Regions from separate parts of the Homo sapiens genome. Here region 2 is linked to region 1. Evidence: read pairs that join two places in POLR2A ChIA-PET (ENCODE). Cell type or tissue: PC-9. All regions are shown on one strand.

What was found. Peaks named below come from ENCODE experiments on the same cell type or tissue, not always from the same donor. Only the 100,000 strongest peaks of a DNase experiment are listed, where the experiment ranks them.
Region 2: POLR2A ChIA-PET joins it to region 1 with 21 read pairs; 10 of 35 experiments call an interaction of 5 or more read pairs at or near these places.

The regions. Positions count from the first base shown.
Region 1 is chr7:100,242,793-100,250,792 of GRCh38, forward strand. It overlaps the pseudogene CASTOR3P. Among named protein-coding and RNA genes, the nearest start is that of PVRIG, 27 kb to the left of the region's middle. RefSeq lists enhancers at 712-1,111, 3,974-4,771, 5,570-6,366. In PC-9, no CTCF peak of the experiment used is centred here; DNase peaks (open chromatin) are centred at 3,669 and 4,779; H3K27ac peaks cover 2,750 bases.
Region 2 is chr7:100,182,257-100,190,256 of GRCh38, forward strand. STAG3 (STAG3 cohesin complex component) reads left to right here. Exons shown (of 34, transcript NM_001282717.2): 4 at 467-583; 5 at 3,944-4,040; 6 at 6,197-6,273; 7 at 6,556-6,760; 8 at 7,189-7,340. It also overlaps the pseudogene LOC102724025. Among named protein-coding and RNA genes, the nearest start is that of STAG3, 8.3 kb to the left of the region's middle. RefSeq lists an enhancer at 7,954-8,000. In PC-9, a CTCF peak has its summit at 7,951 (motif pointing right); no DNase peak of the experiment used is centred here.

The sequences.
Region 1 (8,000 bases):
AATCACAAAGATCTGGGGAAAGCCCCAGGAACCCAGGCTCCCCCCAAGGAGATCTCAGTCCTTGTAGACAAGAGTATACCTTCTGCTTGTCAGGTCTTGGTGCAAAATGATCACTGATTTTGGATCTCCCCAATTCTCACGGTCCCCAGTCCAACTTCCTTTCACCCCTACCAGCCTATCACCTCCCCAGCCATGGCGATATCCATTATAGTACTGAGATTAATCACTTCCATGTCTGTCTGCCTTTTTTTTTTTTTTTTTTTTTTGAGATGGAGTCTCACTCTGTTGCCCAGGCTGGAGTGCAGTGGTGCGATCTCGGCTCACTGCAACTTCTGCCTCCCATGTTCAAGTGATTCTCCTGCCTCAGCTCCCCGAGTAGCCGGGATTACAGGTGTGTGCCACCATGCCCCGCTAATTTTTGCATTTTTAGTAGAGATGGGGTTTCGCCATGTTGGCCAGGCTGGTCTCCAACTCCTGACCTCAGGTGATCCACCCACCTCAGCCTCCCAAAGTGCTGGGATTACAGGTGTGAGCCACCGTGCCCCGCCCCATTTCTGTCTTTGCGAGCAAGAGACAAGGCTGCATCTCCTCCTCCAGGGCCGCCATGCCCAGCACAGGGCTTGGTACGAGGTCTGTAATCAGTGTGACCTTAATGAATGTGCTGTAGAATGATTCCCATTTCACAGACGGGAAAACCGAAGCTTAGTTGGGTTAAAGGAGTTAGCTGCCTGGGGTCTGCCGAGCCGGGGCTGAGCTGCCTGTACGGGTTGGGGACTTCCTGAAGGCAGGGGGGACTTGTAGCATACGCCCCATGACTCAGCGTTTCCATTCTGAGACATGCACCCTTTACAGATACGTAACGGGAGACACAGACAAGAGGATCCGTGACAGCCTGTTCTCAGTAACAAAAACCTGGCCACAGCCCAGATGCCCATCAGCAGGAGAGGACATGAAGAATGGCAGAATATTACCCAGCAGGCAACATGAACCATCCACAGTGTTAAGCAAAGAGATAAACAAGTATCAGCAATGTCACAGCACTGTGGGTTGAAAAACAAGTCCCCAGACATTGTGTATGGCAGGGTACACTTTTTACAGAGTTACAACTACTTATGATTTAAAAAAAAAACAAAAACACCTGGCCAGGCACAGTGGTTCATGCCTGTAATCCCAGCACTTTGGGGAGGCCAAGGCAAGCAGATCACTTGAGGTCAGGAGTTCGAGGCCAGCCTGGCCAACATGGTGAAAACCCATCTCTACTAAAAATACAAAAATTAGCCTGGCGTAGTGGCACATGCCTGTAATCCTAGCTACCTGGGGGACTGAAGCACGAGAATCGCTTGAACCTGGGAGTTCGAGGCTGCAGTGTAGATCACACCACTGCACTCCGGACTAGTGAGACTCTGTCTCAAAAAAAAAAAAAGGCAATGCTTTGGAGTTGGCTGTTCGATCCTGTGGTCTTGGGCATATTTACACAGCTCCTGAGCCTGTTCCCCAAACTTCCAAGAGGGGTACATACTGTCTGCCTTCAGGAACCAGGGTGGGGAATCAATGTCCCTTTGTAGATAAAATCACCAGGTGACCAGCCTGGGCAACACAGTGAGACCCTGCCTCTACCAAAAAAAAAATCTAAAAAAAAATATTAACAGGGCCTGGTAGCATGCACCTGTAGTCCCAGCTACTCAGGAGGCTGAGGAAGGAGGATTGCTCAAGCCCAGGAGGTCGAGGCTGCAGTGATGAGCTGTGATTGCACCACTGCACTTCGGCCTAGGTGACAGCGTAAGACCTTGTCTCAAAAAATAAAAAATAAAATTAAAAAAGCACCAGGCGGCCGGGCGCGGTGGCTCATGCCTGTAATCCCAGCACTTTGGGAGGCCGAGGGGATGGTTCACCTGAGGTCAGGAGTTTGAGACCAACCTGGCCAACATGGTAAAACCCCGTCTCTACTAAAAATACAAAAAAAAATTAGCCGGGCGTGGTGGCAGGCACCTGTAATCCCAGCTACTCAGGAGGCTGAGGTGGGAGAATTGCTTGAATCTGGGAGGCGGAGGTTGCAGTGAGCCGAGATCGCGCCACTGCACTCCAGCCTGGGTGACAGAGCGAGATTCTGTCTCCAAAAAAAAAAAAAGCACCAGGCATGCTGTGGCTGCTTTCATAAACAGCATCCATTTCTGGTTTTGGTTAATGGCACGACACTTCCCTGGTCTTTTCCCGACATAACCAGAAGCACATTCAACCTTCTGTGTTCCTTACACCAGAGCTGAGAAAGCACACCGAGACACACAATCTCTGACCTTTCCCAGCATGCAGACAGTTTGTGTCAACATGCTGAAGACCACAATGGAAATATGTGACCCTAAAGTAACCTGCAGTCCTGCCCTGACACTATGAATTGGGACGCAACATTCTCTGGAGGCCTTGCTATTAAAGGACTTTGGGGACACGCTGGGGCATGGGCTGGAGTTGTTGTCCTGTCACATGGTAACTCTGGGAGTGGCCCTGGTTCCCGGTCACACTCATCTCCTGCGGCCACCACCACTCCAACCCTACCGTGTACTGCTGGCCTGTGGGGCTGGGTGTTCCTGGGGGCCCCTCGGCTGGCCCCATCCTTAGATGACCTCTGCCCAAACTCACCCTCAGCAAAGACATGCAGCTCAGAAATCCCCCTTCCTGCCACCGGGGCCCATCTACCCCTTGCTGGGTCAGCTTAACCTTCCCTCCCCCAGACCTCTTCCACCCCTGCCCCTCTGCCTTGCTCAGCACCCCAACACACACCCCAGATTTCCTAAGACACAGACCAACTGGGAAGGGCACCCTCTCAGAAAGTCTCTGATCATTCGCCCATCTTTTTTTTTTTTTTGAGATAAAGTCTTGCTCTGTTGCCCAGGCTGGAGTGCAGTGATGCAGTCATAGCTCACTGCAGCAGCCTCAGACTCCTGGGCTCAAGTGATCCTCCCAACTCAGCCTCCCAAGTTGCTGCAACTACAGGTACACACCACCATGCCTGGCTAATTTTTTTTTTTTTTTGAGACGCAGTCTTGCTCTGTTGCCCAGGCTGGAGCGCAGTGGCATGATCTCGGCTCACTGCAAGCTCTGCCTCCCAGGTTCACGCCATTCTCCTGCCTCAGCCTCCCAAGTAGCTGTGACTACAGGTGCCTGCCACCATGCCTGGCTAATTTTTTTGTATTTTTAGTAGAGACAGGGTTTCACCGTGTTAGCCAGGATGGTCTCAATCTCCTGACCTCATGATCCGCCCGCCTCGGTCTCCCAAAGTGCTGGGATTACAAGCGTGAGCCACCGTGCCCGGCCTTTTTTTTTTTTCATTTTTTTGTAAAGACAGGGTCTCACTATATTGCTCAAACTGGTCTCGAACTCCTGGCCTCGAGTGATCCTCCCGCCTCAGCCTCCCAAAGTGCTGGGGTTACATGTGAGCCACTGTGTCAGCCACTGTGTCTGGCCTGTCCACCCATCTGATCCCTTCTCTCTGGCCTCAGGAAAACAGCACTCTGGCAAACTCCTTCCTCCTTTCATGACTCTCCCAAGCACCTCCCTGAGCTGTCGGTTTCATACTTGGCTTCTTAGTCTTAGCAATAAATAGGATCAAGTTTCTTCTGTCCTAAAAAAAAAGTCTTCCTTCATCCCCATCTCCTCCTGAGGCCACCTCCTTACCCCGACCACCTGCCATTGGGCCACGTCCTCAAGCCCTCCAGGGCATCCCGCTCCGTTCATCAGTGACCTCCCTGAGCCCAGCCCGATGACGTCTTCCCTTGTGCCTCCCTGCCCATGACCTGTTGCCTGGACCCACATGGCTGGCCAAGGCCTCCCTGGAATCTGCAATCTCCCGCACGGTCTCCTCTGACGTCTTGGACACTGACAGTCCTCTGCTTCCTGTGGTGGCTGCTCTTCTCCTCCCCAGCGTAGGCAGCTCTCAAGGGGTCGTCTCTCATCTCCTATTACACCCTCTCCCCAGATGCTCACTCCTGGGCTTCCAACCACCATGGTCCAGGCTCTCCCTGCAGACTTGCACTTCTCTCCCTGCACCCTGGCTTCAACCACCTTGGTTGATTCTTTTTTTTTTTTTTCTTGGAGACGGAGTCTTGCTTTGTTGCCTAGGCTGGAGTGCAGTGACGCAATCTCGGCTCACCGCAACCTCTGCCTACCGGGTTCAAGCAATTCTCCTGCCTCCGCCTCCCAAGTAGCTGGGATTACAGGCGCCTGCCACCATGCCCAGCTAATTTTTGTATTTTTTAGTAGAGATGGGGTTTCACTATGTTAACCAGGCTGGTCTCGAACTCCTGATCTCAAGTGATCCAACCGCCTCAGCCCCCCAAAATGCTGGGATTACAGGCATGAACCACCACACCCGGGCGGTTGATTCATTTGTCCCATCAACTCTCTGACATAGCTGTTGCTGCCCATTTGACAGATGAGGCAACTGAGGCTTAGAGAGGCTGAGCCACCACCTTACAGATGACCCAGGTCGCAGCTGGTCCCCTCACGCTGCCAGAGTTGTTGACATGTGCCCTCAGCCTGGTGGGGTGAAAGAGAATTGCACACCAGCCACTGACTCTCAAAATCCATTGTTCCCCCCACCACCCAACCCCGGCCTTGGCCTGGAGCCAAGCACCAGGGCAGAGCTGAGGCCCAGGGTGGTCCCCGATCTGGGCCGAGAAGCTGAGTAGCTGAGTCATCTCTGAGAAGAACACTCCCATCTTCAATTGCTGCTGCTGCCTGTTGTGGATGGCCCGGCTGACACAGGTAACTTGATCTGTTTACTCTGGGATTCCTAAGCCCGCAGAGTCAGGCCCTCACACGGGGCCTCTCCCTGGGCATCCTGGGCGAGGAGCCCTGGCCCAGCCAGAGCCCTGTTCCAGCAACAGACCTGAAACCCCAAGGCAGAGGGGGAAGGAGGGTGCAGCAGGGGAGAGACACTTCCAGGTAAACTTGCCTGGCAAAACCTTTTCTGAGATGTCTGATTTATGAACCAGCTAAAGTAGCAGAGAAAAGAGAATTACAAGTGTTTTTTTTTTTTTTAAATCTGTGGCACAGTTTACCACCAGTTCACCAGCAAATAAGAAAGGGGGGTGCCAGGCATGGTGGCTCACACCTGCAATCCCAGCACTTTGGGAGGCAGAGGCGGGTGGATCACTTGAGACCAGGAGTTCGAGACCAGCCTGGGCAACATGGTGAAACCCTGTCTCTACTAAAAATACCAAAATTAGCTGGGCGTGGTGGCAGGTGCCTGTAATCTCAGCTACTCCGGAGACTGAAGCAGGAGAATCGCTTGACCCCAGGAGGCAGAGGTTGCAGTGAGCTGAGATCATGCCACTGCACTCCAGCCTGGGTGACACAGCGAGACTCTGTCTTAAAAAAAAATCTTTTCGTGTAGAGACAGGGTCTAACTATGTTGCTGAGGCTGGTCTTGAATTCCTGGCCTCAAGCCATCCTCCCACCTTTGCCTCCCGAAGGGTTAGGATTACAGGATTGAGCCACCATACAGGGACCTATAGTCCCTTGATTAGCATCTTAAGGGGAAAGAATTTTAGCATGGAATAGATCATCTTTAAACAAAAACCCAGGATCAGAGAAGGGACGGGATCTGCCAGAGGTCACACCTTGCACGAGCCAGGACCAGAACTGGGAAGACCTTTCACCTCCAGCAGTGACCCATCCCCCTGACCCCCACCCAGACTCTTCCTGGTGTCCACCTGCTGTGTGCCACTCGATTCACCAAGCCCTCTTTGACTGACCCCTTGGGGACCTCAAATCCAGCCTTTTTCATCCCTGCTGTCATCTCACAAGCCTCTTCCTGGGTCTCCTGAGACCCTGTCCATCCACGCTGTACAGTACAGGCAAAGGCACTTCTCAAAGCACAAATGTGATGACCTCGCTCCTTGGGTCAAGCACCTCCCGTGGCTCCCACTGTCTCCATGATAACACCAAGGGCCCCAGGATGGCTTCCAGCTCCGTGACTTGGGCTGTTTCTGTCCAGCCCCCATGGGGCCACTGCTGGGCGCCTCCTCGTTCGTTAGTGTGCCGTATCCTCCCCCGGGACCCTCATTCCACTCCCCAGCCTTCAGGTCTCAGGGTGGACACCTTCACGAACCATGCTCCACTACGTCCCCTCCTCAACACTACCCACACCTCCCCTCCAACCGTCAGTGCCTACTTAGGGAGGTGTCTGGCCATTAGATCACTGCTGAAGTTTACCAACTCCACCCTGGCCTGGGCTGCTGAGTGGGCAGAGACCAAGGAGGCTTTGTCACTGCTACCCCAGCTCCCAGTTCTGGGCGAGGCTTGTAGTATTTGCTGATTGACTCTGCACCTGTCTTGGGTGCCAGAGGCCGCTCCTGGCCTGGGGTGGGGTGGGTGGGGGCACTGGGAGCTGGACAGGAGGGTTGTGCACCAGGCAGACAGAGCATCCCCTGCTCACTATGGAACCTTGGCCCACTCCTTGTCCTGGCTTCAGTTTCTCCAGCTGTACAGTGAGATGACTGGCGTGGGCAATCCCTGCAGTCCCTCCAGGGGTCACGGTCCCATGCTTCCCTCATATCCAATTATGGAGAATGTGATAAAGGCCACTGTGTCTCCCACCACCAGGCAGGCAGGGCATCTTCATGGGCTGAGGACCTACAGATGCTCACACCTTCCAGCTCACCCAACTATAGTGTGGCTGGTGGTTAGGTGCATGGGGATTTTCTTTTCCTTTTTTTTTTTTTTTCCCAGACAGGTTCGTGCTCTGTCACCCAGGCTGGAATGCAACGGCACCAATCACAGTTCACTGCAGCCTCTAACTCCTGGGCTTACGTGATCCTCCTGCCCGAGTAGCTGGGACTATAGGTGCGTGACACCACACTCAACTAATTTCTTATTTTATTATTTATTTCTGAGACTGGGTCTCACTCTGTCACCCAGGCTGGAGTACGGTGGCACGATCTCAGCTCCCCACAACCTCTGCCTCCCGCATTCAAGTGATTCTCCTGCCTCAGCCTCCCGAGTAGCTGGGATTACAAGCACTCACCACCATGCCTGGCTAATTTTTGTACTTTTAGTAGAGACGGGATTTCACCACGTTGGCCAGGCTGGTCTCAAACTCCTGACCTCAAGCAATCCACCCGCCTTGGCCTCCCAAAGTGCTAGGATTATGGGTGTGAGCCACCGCACCCAGCCTAATTTTTTATTTTTTGTAGAGACAGGGTCTCACTATGTTGCACAAGCTGGTCTTGAACTCCTGGCTCAAGAGATCTTCCTGCCTCGGACTTCCAAATTGCTGGGATTGCAGGTATAAGCCACTGCACCTAGTCAAAACATGTTTATTTATTTATTTATTTATTTAATTTTTTTTAAGATGGAGTCTCGCTCTGTCGCCCAGGCTGGAGTGCAGTGGCGCCATCTTGGCTCACTGCAAGCTCCACCTCCCGGGTTCACTCCATTCTCCTGCCTCAGCCTCCCGAGTAGCTGGGACTACAGGCGCCCGCCACCATAGAGAAGGGGTTTCACTGTGTTAGCCAGGATGGTCTCCATCTCCTGACCTTGTGATCTGCCCGCCTCGGCCTCCCAAAATGCTGGGATTACAGGCGTGAGCCACCGCGCCTGGCACCAAAACATGTTTTTAATAAGATAAAATCTGAGCTCGGGTCATGGTTTCTTATAGATATGTATTTTTTTTTAACCCCAAACTCGGTTTTTACAATTGCGGCATAACTTACTATAACAAAATGTACAGATTTTCAGGTGGGCAATTAGATGACTTTTGGCAAGTGTATATCCCCCATTTAACCAGCACCCCGATAAGTATATTGGACATTCCCATCATTGCAGAAAGTGTTCCGTGCTCCTTTCCCAACAACTGGAGGCAGCCACTGCTCTAGTCTCTAGTGCCGTGGATTCACTGTGTCTGTTTTGCGCTTCAAATCCATGGAAACACACACATTGTGTCCTATTTTCTGCCTGGTTTATTTTGCTCAATATATTATTTTTGAGATTAATCCAGGCTGGGT
Region 2 (8,000 bases), 61 kb before region 1:
GCTGAGGCAGGAGAATGGCGTGAACCCAGGGGGCAGAGCTTGCAGTGAGCCGAGATTGCGCCCCTGCACTCTAGCCTGGGCGACAGAGCGAGACTCCGTCTCAAAAAAAAAAAAAGAAAAGAAAACCTAAAAGAGGTTCAGGTGATACGGTTCATAAAAGGACAAGATTTACAAAGTATTAAGGGATGGAAATAGGAAGAAGAGAAATTTTGAAGAGAAAAGAAGAGAAAAGGACGTTAGGATGTAGAGATACAGGAAGGGGACTCAAGGACTTTTTTTTTAAGGGAAAAAAATAAACTTCATAACAATATAAAAATCAATTATTTCAGGACTGAGTCTAACTCAGACTCTGCTGTGGAATTGGCAGCTTAAGCCTACTTGTGTGATAATGATGAAACCAAGCGTTAATGTCACTGTTACCTTTTTTGTTTTTTTTTCATATTTCTGATCTTTTTATACATATTAGGTGGCAAAACATCCAAAGAAAGGGTCCCGAGTGGTACATCGTCATAGCCGGAAACAGTCAGAGCCACCAGCCAATGATCTTTTCAATGCTGTGAAAGCCGCCAAAAGTGACATGCAGGTAAAGCAGTGTCTCACCTCTGTTGATACCATCTCACTTTTTGTAAGGTGGTAAGGACAAGTGTCTACAAACTTGATTTGACGTGAACATTTTAGTGAGTGTAACATGTCAAGAAAGATAAGGTTATGGGGTGAATCCTTGGAGTGATAGAAGGGTAACCTTGAATGAGAGAGCATGTTCTTTTTTTTTTTTTAGACAGAGTCTCTTTCTGTCGCCCAGGCTGGAGTGCAGTGGCACAGTCTTGGCTCACTGCAGCCTCTGCCTCCTGGGTTCAAGCGATTCTTGTGCCTCAGCCTCCCAAGTAGCTGGGATTACAGGCGTGTGCCACCACGCCCAGCTACTTTTTGTATTTTTAGTAGAGATGGGGTTTCGCCATGTTGGCCAGGCTGGTCTCCAACTTCTGACCTCAGGTGATCCGCCCACCTTGGCCTCCCAAAGTGCTGGGATTACAGGCGTGAGTCACTGCACCTGGCTTTGAGAGAGCATGTTCTTTTCTTAAAGGTATCACAGGAGTGATTATGCCTTTATTGATTGATGGAGCAGATGAGGAGAGGCATTGCATGACACAGGAAGGAAGCTTGGATGTGGGTGGCACCTTGTTCACCCATGTTATTTTTTAGCTCCATCTTGACAATTATACTTAATTATTTTTTCCTTGTTTCTTTTTTTATAATTTTATTGAAGTTCTAATACCCGAAAGTGTACAAAGCTTATATGTAGTTTAAAAAATAAAAATGAAATGATTACTCAGATCTCTAGCCCCAGCTCAAGAAATGAAACATTAATAGTGCTGTAGAGATCCTTTGTGTACCTTCTTTCTACTCCATTTCACAGTCTCCTTATTACCCACAGGTAAACACTAGAGTGAATTTTGTGTTAATCTTTCTCATCTCTCATTATAGTGTTACCACTATGAATATGTTCTTTAATTATGTAAATGAATCCATTATTCAGGCTTCTATGATTTAATTATTTGAGTTAACATTGTTTGAGATTTACCCACATTAATGTGTAATTTTATAGTTTCTGGGAAAATATTTAAAATTTTCAAACATATAGAATTTTGCTAGTTATATTTTCGTTATTTGATTTCTAACTTCATTGTGTTGTAGTCAGGGAATGTGGTGTTTGAAATTTATGTAGGGGCCGGGCACAGTGGCTCACACCTGTGATCCCAGCACTTGGGGAGGCTGAGGCGGGCAGATCACTCGAGGCCAGGAGTTTGAGACCAGCCTGGCCAACATGGTGAAACCCCATCTCTACTAAAAATACAAAAATTAGCTGCATGTGGTGGCGTTTGTCTGTAATCCCAGCCACTTTGGAGGCTGAGGCATGAGAATTACTTGAACTCGGGAGGCGGAGGTTGCAGTGAGCTGAGATTGTGCCACGGCACTCCAGCCTGGATGACAGAGTGAGACTCTGTCTCAAAAAAAAAAAAAGAAAGAAATTTATGGAGACTTAGCCTTATGGCCTAGTATTGAGTTGGTACATTCGTTTTATCTTTTCTGTTTCTTTTTCCACCTTTGCTTGCCTTCCTTTGGATTTCTTATCTTCTGCAAGGACCTGAGCACATTTTAATTCCAAATGTCTTTTCCACCTTATATGCAGTTGTACAGCGTGTTAGTTTTTTTTTTTTTTTTTTTTTTTGAGACGGAGTCTTGTTCTGTCGCCAGGCTGGAGTGCAGTGACGTGATCTTGGCTCACTGCAACCTCCACCTCCCGGGTTCACATGATTCTCCTGCCTCAGCCTCCCGAGTAGCTGGGATTACAGATGCATGCCACCACGCCCAACTAATTTTTGTATTTTTAGCAGAGATGGGGTTTCACCGTGTTGGCCGGGATGGTCTCGATCTTTTGACCTCGTGATCCGCCGGCCTCGGCCTTCCAAAGTGCTGGGATTACAGGTGTGAGCCACCATGCCTGGCCTTTTATTTCTTTTTTTTAGCCCATTCTCCCCCTTTTATTTTTAAAATTTTATTAAACATAGTCATTTTATAATCTATGATAAATTATTATCTAAAGTCTTTGTGAGTATAATTCTGTCAGTGCCTTGTTTCTTTATATGTTTTACTAGGTTTTATTGTGAGCCACTCATTTTCCCTGGAGTTCTTATGTGTTGGAATTCTTTGGGGCCTAGGCCAAAGCTGGGTTTTTAAGAAAGGAACCTGCTTTTGCTTTGACAGTTGTCTGGGGACACTCCAGAATCACTTTTTTTTTTTTAAGACAGGGTCTCATTCTTTCTAGGCTGGAGTGCAGTGGTGCTATCACGGCTCCCTGCTGGTTTGACCTCCCTCAGTGGCGAGGTGGTGATCTTCCCACCTCAGCCCCTCTCATAGCTGGGACTATAGGCATGTGCCACCATGCCTGACTAATTATTCTGTTTTTGGTAGACCAGCCTGGGCAACATGAGTTTCACTTTACTTGGGTTACTGCTCCCAGCCTGAATCGCTTTTAATTATCTGAATGATTATTCTGGGCTGGGTGTGGTGGCTCATGCCTGTAATCCCAGCACTTTGGGAGGCTAAGGTGGATCTCACTTGAGGTCAGGAGTTCGAGATCAGCCTGGCCAATATGGTGAAACCCTGTCTCTACTAAAAATACAAAAATTAGCCATTAGCCAGGCGTGGTGGCGCACACCTGTAATCCCAGCTACTTGTGAGGCTGAAGCAGGAGAATTGCTTGAACGTGGGAGGTGGAGGTTGTAGTGAGCCGAGATCACACCATTGCACTCCAGCTTGGGCTACAGAGTGAGACTCCATCTCAAAAAAAAAAAAAAAGGAAAAGAAAAAAAAAGATTATTCTGATTATTCTGATCATGTATGTGGTGTGAATCTTGATTGCAAATCCAGATCTGAGGGCTCACTATGGTTATGAATTCTCAAGAAAGAATTATTTTTTTTCCCTCCACTGTACCCTCAGGTCATAACAAGCTAGTTTTCTTGCTGTCTCTATCTGCCCGGTAGGTTTAGTGTTCAATCTGACTTCCTTGAGGATCTGACTCTTTGCAGGACCCAGCTTTATTTAGGTGCCTCCTCTTGGACTACTCGTCTTGGAAAAAGCTTAGGCTCTACCTCCTGTGCTCTGCATTCCATGCAGCCATCTGGATACAAAGTCATAAATCCCCAGGGATTAATGAAACCTTTAGGGCAAAAGTCAGTTTGTTTACCTCCCAGGGTTGCTACTTACACCTCATTTTTGGCCTATATGAAATTTTACCTTTCATTCTAGTTCACCAGTACATTGTGAAAGATGTTTTAAATGTTTTACAGAAGTTTAGATGGTTCAACTGGGAAGATCATATAGGATTTCTATTCTGTCATATTGCCAGAAACAGAAGTCATCTACATTTTTTTTCCCTAGTCTTTGGTAGATGAGTGGCTGGATAGCTACAAGCAAGACCAGGATGCAGGATTTCTGGAGCTTGTTAACTTTTTCATCCAATCTTGCGGATGTAAAGGTGAGGAAACTGCTCCCCCTTTCTAATTCCCAGCCTTTTGTTCCTATGTTATGAAATTCTTTCTCCATTTAGATAAGTAGGATTAGACATTTCCTAAATAAAGGAAGATGGTAAAGCATTAGAAAAATTTTACTTATTTAGGCCGGGCACTGTGACTCACACCTGTAATCCCAGCACTTTGGGAAGCTGAGGCAGGTGGATCACTTGAGGTCAGGAGTTTAAAACCAGCTTGGGAAACATGGCGAAACCCCTACTAAAATACAAAAAATTATCTGGGTATGGTGGCTCATGCCTGTAGAATTGCTTGAACCCAGGAGGTGGAGGTTATAGTGAGCCAGGATAGCGCCACTGCACTCCAGCCTGGGCGACAGAGCCAGACTGTCTTCAAAAAAAAAGAGAGAAAAGTTTCACTTCTTTAACTAAATTTTTTATTGATAAATATGGGAAGTGATCCAGTAGGGAACCATGTTGGTTTAGAGGCAAGACACTTTAGGGAAAAAGAAGTAATCACGCTTATGTTATGGCACAAATTTGAAGACACCCTTTGGTCTTTCTGGATGCAATAATGTTACTCTTTGTTTCCCAGCTACTTTGCCCATATTTCTCCTCTGTAGCTGTGGTACCCCCAGAACTCTTATTGCCATGGCTTCGTTTATTGGGACAGATGGTCTCAGTCAGGTTGTATTATATAAGAAATCAGCATCTGGCTTAGTTTTATTGCTGTCTTTGTTTTGTTTTTTTTTGTTTTTTTTTGAGACAGAGTCTCACTCTGTTGCCCAGGCTAGAGTGCAGTGGCATGATCTCGGCTCACTGCAACCTCTACATCCTGGATTTAAGCGATTCTCGTGCCTCAGCCTCCCAGGTGGCTGGGATTACAGGCGAGTGCCACCATACGTGGCTAATTTTTGTATTTTTAGTAGAGATGGGGTTTCACCAGGCTGATCTTGAACTCCTGACCTCAGGCGATCCCCCTGCCTCGACCTCCCAAAGTGTTGGTATTACAGGCATGAGCCATCGCGCCTGGCCTGTTTTTTGGTTTGTTTTTTTTTTGTCGTTGTTGTTGTTGTTTTTTGGCAGTTTTTCACTGCTTGATTCCTTTTTTTTTTTTTGAAACAAATCCTGCCTCAGGTTTATTTGTACAAATAGTGCAAGGGGACACCAGTCCTGACCTCATGCTGGCAGAGAGAGATCTCTACTCTGAAGCCTTTGTACAGGCCTGGGTACTTTTGGGAGCCTGAGCTGGAACTGAAGGTGGAGGTGCAGCCTGGCCCTTCATTTGATCCTTGGCCTTTGGCTGGCACAGCCTGAGCCCCTTGGCATTGTGGGCACAAGCATGCTTCTCAAGCTTGGGGTGGGCAGTGTAGGCAAGTCGGCTTAACCTCCTTGGGCTTTATGAGGGACTTGATAGCCTCAGCATGTGCACTCATGGCCCTATGGCCCTGGCATTGTTGCCCTGCATCATCTTTTTTTTTTTTTTTTTTGAGACAGTCTCACTTGTTGCCCAGGCTGGAGTGCAGTAGTGCGATCTCAGCTTACTGCAACCTCCGCCTCCCAGGTTCAAGCGATTCTCCTGCCTCAGCCTCCCGAGTAGCTGGGATTACAGGCACCCGCCACTATGCCCAGCTCATTTTTTGCATTTTTAGTAGAGACGGGGTTTCACCATGTTGGCCAGGCTGGTCTCGAATTCCTGACCTTGTGATTCACCCACCTTGGCCTCCCAAAGTGCTGGGATTACAGGCATGACCGACTGCACCCGGCTGGCCTGCATCTTCTTTAGGCCGTTCTTGTTGTGCTTCTTGGCAAAGCACATATTCCTCAGGAATTTGGGTCCATCCGCTTAAGAGATTTGTATCTTTGTGATTGGGGTTTCTTGATGCCATTTCTGTGCAGTTTTCAGCCTGGTTGTGTGAGGTGTGGTTCTTGGATTTGGCCATGTCTACACCATAACCTGTGGCTCCCTTCCTTTGGGTTTTTAGAGAGATTGCCTTATAGCAGATACATGGTTGGATGTTGGCAGACTGTTGACCAGGGGGTCTTCTCATTCCCCACCTAAGCTCTTTGCAGAATGTTTCCTTGCTCATCTTCAGGTATATCTGTAAATGATCAAAGCATCCTGTTATTTTCCTTGTAAGCACCTCATATCCTTCATTCTTTAGGCATTGTGACCCCTGAGATGTTCAAGAAGATGTCCAACTCAGAGATCATCCAGCACCTAACAGAGCAGTTTAATGAGGTGGAAGAAGATGACCAGGATCCTCTTACCCCTCTTATTTCAAAACACAATGCCTATTATCCCCTTCTTTTTGATTCTGTGAAATAGGGTAGCTTTTAGAAGGAGGAATTCAGTCTCTTGGGGGTAAAAGAGATCTGAATATGCCTCTCAAATTGGGGAGAATACCAGGAAATGAGGTATAACAGATATTTTTACTGGACTGTTGAGTTTTGACATCCAAGCCCCTATGACTTCATGGACCTGGTAATAACTTTCCCATCCTTTTCATACATCCTTTTGTAGGACTCGGGGGACTACCCTCTCATAGCTCCAGGTCCATCCTGGAAGAAGTTCCAGGGCAGCTTCTGTGAATTTGTGAGGACATTGGTCTGTCAGTGCCAGTACAGCCTCCTCTATGATGGCTTCCCTATGGACGACCTCATCTCCCTGCTCACTGGCCTCTCAGACTCACAAGTCCGCGCCTTCCGTCACACTAGCACCCTGGCTGGTGAGCATTCATTTTTACTCTGGACATTCTCCTGGGGATTTATAGGACTTTCCTCTGTTCTCTGATTCAGGATCTTCTTTCCTACCTGCATCTTGGCTCTTCACTTCAAGGCCATGCCTCTTTTATCCTAAACTTCAATCCAGTTTCTCACTAGTGGAGTTTTGAGAAGGGGTAGATCACAGCAACAATTTCCAGGTTTAATATTTTTGTCAGAGCTCACCACTAGGGGTATGCTGATGGTTAAAAGAAGACCACAAGGGTTCGAGGGAAACAGTCCACTCCAGGACAGGCCGTCTTAGGATTTTAGGGTCATCCTGCTCTGACGTCTCATTTTCATTGCCCTTCTTTCCTTCTATTTTTTCCTTCTACTCATCCTCTCTCCTCTGACCTCAGTAATGATTTCTTTATCTCTTTTTCCTTTCTCAAAGCTATGAAACTGATGACCTCCCTGGTAAAAGTTGCCCTCCAACTGAGTGTGCACCAAGATAACAATCAGCGTCAGTATGAGGCTGAAAGAAACAAGGGGCCAGGGCAGAGGGCACCTGAGCGGCTGGAGAGCCTGTTGGAGAAACGCAAAGAGGTGAGGAGTGTTCCCTGCTTCTTCCTTCCCTTTTTCCCAACTTGCACCCACTTCTGCCACAGACCCCCTTATCAGGCCCTGGGCAGTCTTTCAAGATCATGAATAATGGAGTCTGGCAATAGTTTCATAGACCCATCCTGTAAGGGGTCATTACATGCTCATCTTGTTTCTGGGTTGTGGGCTCAACAAATAATGTGTAATTTAGAGTTCTCTCTAATTCCACTTTTGCTCAGTTTTTTTTTTTTTGTCAGCACTCATTGTTAGGAGTGTTTAAGTGCTGTACCTGCCTGTCATGCAGGGAATTAAGTTTTGACCTACTTGTCAAGTGTGCAGTGTGCAAGTGAGTGCAGGAGTACTAAAAGCCAACCATTGACAAGGGAGGCCAAATTTTCAAGGAATGGAAAGAAAACAGGCCTCCCAGTGAACTCGCTTTAAATTCTGTTGAATTTAGTCACTAGCTCCATAGCCTTATGTAACCTCTCTTCAGTTTTCTTTTCTTTAAAAAAAGGAATAATCTCACCTTTTTGTGAAGAATAAATGAGATGAGTAAATTGCCTCGCTTGGCTCATAGTAGATACTTGTTTTGTTTCCTTTTAAACTTAAAGATGACCACTGGGGGGCATAAGCCATAGCAAAATCTTTTACGCTGATGAAATCTTT